Linked DNA regions of Mus musculus: region 1 is linked to region 2. Evidence: chromatin loops called from intact Hi-C (ENCODE). Cell type or tissue: left cerebral cortex. All regions are shown on one strand. Links, peaks and the distances in the headings refer to the core of each region. The heading gives the core; the rest is flanking DNA.

Region 1 (2,815 bases), core at 181-2,680, 150 kb after region 2:
TATAAGTGAGAGAATGAGGATAAGGACACATTGACAGCCCAGTAACCTATAAACATCCCATTCTCTACCCACTCCATCCCATTCTCTACAAACACATAAGCTGTGCACAGGCTGCCACGCCATGCTTTCCATTCACGCATGTTACACGTATGCCAGGGCGCTCACATCGGATGTTCTGTTTTGTGTTTCAGCTGTGGGCCTAACGCAGAAGTAAGAGTCACCATGCCCACATTCTAATGCTGAACTGGATCACCACAGCAGACTGGGACATCTGGCATCCTGAACAGATCTGAGACCACCGTTTGAATCTATATTTTGGTTGACATCAAATTTCTCTGGACAGAGTTGGGAGAAAAAGAGCACTTGCCCACGTTTTCTAGAAAGTTTCAGGAAGAATTTCTTTGGGGTAACTGAGGGGGTCTAAAGTTGAATCGGGTGTGGGATTCTGACTGGTAAGACTTTGATGATAAAAGCCTATCTATTCATGGGGTTATAAATGACTAGCCAGGCTGGTCAGGTTCTGGGAAAGTATACCAAAAAAAAAAAAATGCTTTGTATCATACCATATGTACCTCCGCTCTCTTCACATAATATCAGAAGGCAACCATTTATAAAGTGAATAAACTGTTGGCTTAGCAGACTGTGAACACCAGCCTGCCACAGCCATTAACTTTCTGCCTATAAGAATTGAAATGTCTCTTTCCATTTGATTAAAAACATTAACCGGCATGAAAAGATAACTTTTCTTTCTATAGCTCTCTTTGTTTATTTTTCTTTCCGGACATCTGAATATAACATAAAAATCAGCATGTAGGACTACCCACTCATTCAGTCCTATTACTGAACAGGTCACACACAAAACAAAAGGGAGGGGAGGTCGTATCTCTGAGTAGAGCCAGAAAATTAGAACCATAGCATCCCTCTGGTGTCCATGCAAACACGGAGTGCCAAGGGTGCATGCTGACTTACGGCTGTGGCTTTTCCATCTAGGAGAACGATTAGCATAATTGGGTTTAGATCAGATGGAAGCCATTAGCCTTAAATTTCTTGCTGAGGCCTAAAGTGTCTAACTAATATCCATTTTATTCCATGTTACCTTCTACTTGCTCACATAAATTATCTTCCCTTCTGCCAGGCATAAGAAAAACTCATCCTTATCCTTATGTGAATTTTATCCTCCACTCTTATTCCACCATGTGCTCTATAGAAACCACTTTCCTTTAAACCAAAGAGCAGCAAAGCCCCTTAGTTGTCACCACAAGCATTATTAACTTAAGCCAGCACAGCTGATGGTCACTGAGTACCATCAGAGTTGTCATCCCACTTCCCAAGTGGACCAGGCAAGCTCTCGACAAGCTGAGCATCAGATGAACACATGCATGGGATGAGGACGAGGGCCATCTGTTTGTTGACACCATACTTGGGATATGCCCGAGCTTTTGAGCCAAAAGGTGTTCGCAATGAAAGCTGCCCCCTCCCTCCCTCACCAGGGAAGACAGTGCCGGCCAGCCTCTGAGCTGTGGTACATTCATGCCTGTACTATTTTCAGCAAGCGCCTGTAAGAAGAGGCAACGGATTTTATACATTTGGCATTATTACCACCACCCCCCCCCCAAAAAAAAAAAAAAACTCCATGGGAAAGAAAAAGCTTTGCTGTGGGAAGCAGGGTTTCAGGCCCCGTCTCAGATGCTTGGCTGCTTCTGCCACCTGCTGGCTTCAGGCTGGAAAGTTTCAACTTCTTCCCTCTCACAGTAGAGATTTCATGATGTTTATTGTTCAGCTGAATTGATGGGGTGGAATCTTAGAAGACCACAAGTTAAAGGGTTGTAGGTCGTTGCTGAGACCAAACATTTTAAATATAGGCTTCGTTTTAGCACTTGCTGACACTCAGGAAGTCATGAGTGGGTTGCTGTTTGCATATGCCCACACCCAGATTCCCATTGACAACACTTTATTCTGTCCCATTTGTCACAATAACTACCAAAGCAGGTAAGAGCATTATGAACTAAAGGAGAACAGAAGTATTGAGAGTATCAAAAGCCATGAACTATGATTTATCAAGACTAACACAGGTAGGTATTGGGCAGCTCCCATTTCTGACAAAGAACTATCTTCATTGGCCTATGCATGTTATATTTTGTGATTTTTCACACATAACACACACACACACACACACACACACACACACACACACCCTACAAATGGGAATATTTTGACTTATCTCCCTTCAGGAATGATGTTTAGCTTGATGACTCTTAGTCAAGGCCTTTCTCATAAATTTGTTGGCAGGTTTTAGTTGATGAATACTGTTGAGGTTTGCTCTTGTGTATATTGTAATGCTGACAGCTGGCCTCTGAGACGTAGAGTCAGAATATAGACCCAAGTGACACTATCTGACCCCCCTACCCCCAAATTATTTCTGATTGGTGAATAAAGTCGCCGACAGCCAATAGCTTGGCAGAAGAGACATAGGTGGGGTTTAGGATTCCTGGGCTTGGTGTTGGAGAGGAACCATGGGAAAAGAAGGTGAAGGAGGAAGAAAGAGATGCCGTGGGTTAGGAGTCAAGAAAACATGGCTGACCAATTGAAGTTAAGAGCAGCCCAGATGAGACATAGTAAGTAATAATTCAGGGTTCTCAAGAGGAAGCAGATTGTAATAGCATAGAGGGTAGGTATCTGCCCAGCTGATGGAGGCATACGGTAAATATAAAGGCTGTGTGTGTCTTTTATCTGGACCTGAATAATCAATGCAGGGAAGAAACTCCAGATTGGGATTTAAATTTTCTACAACAAGATACTTTATAAACACCTAACA
Region 2 (2,815 bases), core at 172-2,671:
TCTTAGTAGACCCCGACCAGACCAAACCCAGCTGAAAACAATTTTTTTGAGTTGACAGTCCATCTCTTCTGCCAACTGGGAGTCTCAGCTCCTCTGTAAGAGCAAATTGAAAATCCCCAAAACATAAAGGACATCCCCCTCACCTGAGTACATCATTCAGGTTCCCTCCCTAGGCTCCTCCCAGAACCCACTTTCCTCTTTTCCTGCAATTATAACCCGCTTATCAGATCACTACATCCAGAGAGGAAATGTGGGAAGTTCAAAACTATAAGGATCCTAATGTAAAGAAACATGCATTTTGCAGGTGGGAAGACATTATGGAGTCACTGATAATTATACATGGTTCGGCCCTCTCTCCCCCTCCCTGCCCCCCCCACTCCCCAACTCCCCCAGAATTTCCCTCAGTTATTAAAAATAACAAAGAAATAAAATGCAGGTTATATGAGAGTTCTGAGTATAGGAACATACAGTTTGGGGGCAGTCAGGTGTGCTCAGTTTCATCTCAATGCACTTGTTAGAAATCAGACTCCAGCCTCATGAAGGTTTTGTGAACTGTAGCCTCTCTTATGGGGTGGAGTGGGGGGGGGGGTATGGAGTCTGGGAGGTCGGAAGTGGGGGAGGTAAGGGGGGGTTGGGGGTGGGGTGTGGGGGAGGTCAGAAGTGGGGGAGGTCAGGGTGCGGTTGGAGTAGGGGTGTAGGGGAGGGGAGAGGGCAGCTATGTATCCTCTGGAACACCTGCTCGAGATTGGGCTGACTTTCATGTGTGCTCTGAGCTGCCTTTTCTCAAATACAAACAGAAAATAGTTTGCAGCCCCTCGGTGTATTATACGAGCCTATCACTGCTTCCCTTTGATATCTTATCTTATCCATTAACTCAATAAAATAGACAGCAAAGCTGGGGAAGCGCTGCGGGAGGATCCCTCTTGGAAAAATGCCTGCGAGATCTTTAAGCTGAGGTTTCTTATTTAATAAAAGCCAGTTAAATGGAAGCTAATCCTTCATTTCACCCCTTTATTAAAGACCATAAGTACTGCAGCTCACGAGGAGAGAGAATAAAATAAATGGATGGAGGAGACCAGGCAGAGGCAATAAGGGGCATGGCTTAGCTGTTTGCTCAAGGTTTGGGAAGCACTTGAAGGCAAAACTCACAGAGAGGCATTCTTAAAATCCGTAACAAAGGGCTCCTCCTGCATTTGAGCAAACACACTGCTGCCTACTGGAGGCAGTAACCCTGCCCCGCCAGGATGTAAACATCTTATGCCAGGCGTAATTGGGGATGCGAATCGCGCCACCCCCACCCCCACCCCGAACCCCCACCACGCGCCACCACACTCTGCTTTTACATAATTTGGATTTAGGATTTAAAAACCACCACCAACAGATTGATGAACCCACTTCCCTGGTCCTTGACCACAGAAAACCAAAGCTGGACGTCAAACTCTTAAGAAGCAAACTAAAGGCGAGTGCTCCACCTGGAGACAGTTTTCAAGAGCCAGCGGCACGCATCCAGGAGACAGCATTACTTTAGCTCGCACTTAGGCAAGTTTATAGGTTTCCTTTTGCAAAGCAAAGCCAAAGGTATTGCCCCCCAGTGTAATTAACAATGTTAATCTTCTTTTTCCTCTCTCTGGTGATAAAGGAATCATTTTTTATATTTAATTAATGCAGAGGATCATTTTGGAAACTGGCTAATGAGCCTCTGATCACATTACCATGAAAATGTGCATTAACATTGCAACTGAGGAGGCTGTTTCATGTGTAGCAAATCCACTTTGTAATTAGCCCACTGTGAAATGAATCACACCGGGGGTTGGGGAGGGGGAGTCTGAGGGAGCCAGTAGGCAGTGGGCACTTGGCTACTGCTGGACCATAGACCACCAACGTCCCAACCTTGTCTTTCGTCAGCAATAATCTCTTAAAAAACAAAAGTCCTGTCAAATTTGGGGCAGACTAGAAGACAGGTGAAATAAACTTTATTCTGCCAGATGACACATTTGCATGTGAGCAATGCTTAAAATAAATAGTAAATCAATGTAGATAGTAATAATAGTCAGTAAATTAATAGAGTTATATTAAAATTATGGCAGCTGACTAAAATTATATAGTCTCCCCCACCTTTTCAAACCAGAAAAGTCTGAAGACACACATTAAAGAGATATTTGAATTTATATGGCTTTCCCTAGGTCACAAATGTGCACTGAAATAGTGCTTGCTATTAGTTTATAGGACTAAACACACAAAAAAATAGAACAAGGAGCCAAGAATAGATGGTAAGAAAACTTGTTTTTCTTCTTCTTCTTTTTTTTTTTTTTGAATTGAAGACATATCATGTATTTTCCTTATACAAAAACACCAAGTTTTATTTTTTTCTTAAACCAAAGCAAAAAAAAAAAAAAAAAAAAAAGTCTCATTAATCAAATAATTTCCTCTGGCTAACCAGATTTGGCAAGAAACTTTTCCTGTCTATTCAAAATAACTGAGATCACAGACCTATTAACTCCCAGTATTTATGCAGACAATGATACAATTGATTTTTCAAATGTCAACATGATCCCAAAACCAGAGAGGGCTCTCAAAAGATTACAGTCCAGGATCTCAGCGCTGCTCCTCTGACTTGACAGACATCTTGGCAGCCGATACACAAAAAAACGCTAAAAGAATCCCACAGGAAGTCATCTGAAGGGGGAGTGGCAAGGAAACTGAAAACTGCCACCCAAACCTCAAATAAAAAGCCCCTAAACAGCAAGCCGGCCCTCGGTTCCGAAATGCACTTGAAAGACAGAAATCAAGCAAGCCAGAAATGAGTTCCCATCGC

The links. Hi-C counts contacts between places; a loop is a spot of excess contacts. Peaks named below come from ENCODE experiments on the same cell type or tissue, not always from the same donor. Only the 100,000 strongest peaks of a DNase experiment are listed, where the experiment ranks them.
Region 1: it touches region 2 in a loop (2.8-fold over the local background); 2 of 42 quality-filtered maps call a loop at or near these places.

The regions. Positions count from the first base shown.
Region 1 is chr15:92,446,660-92,449,474 of GRCm38, reverse strand. The region is part of intron 3 of Pdzrn4 (PDZ domain containing RING finger 4); the gene reads right to left. Among named protein-coding and RNA genes, the nearest start is that of Pdzrn4, 51 kb to the right of the region's middle. In left cerebral cortex, for the core only: a CTCF peak has its summit at 1,707 (motif pointing left); a DNase peak (open chromatin) is centred at 1,549.
Region 2 is chr15:92,597,496-92,600,310 of GRCm38, reverse strand. All of the region lies in intron 3 of Pdzrn4 (PDZ domain containing RING finger 4), which reads right to left. Among named protein-coding and RNA genes, the nearest start is that of Gm52207, 88 kb to the right of the region's middle. In left cerebral cortex, for the core only: a CTCF peak has its summit at 1,489; a DNase peak (open chromatin) is centred at 1,470; H3K4me3 peaks cover 1,724 bases; H3K27ac peaks cover 426 bases.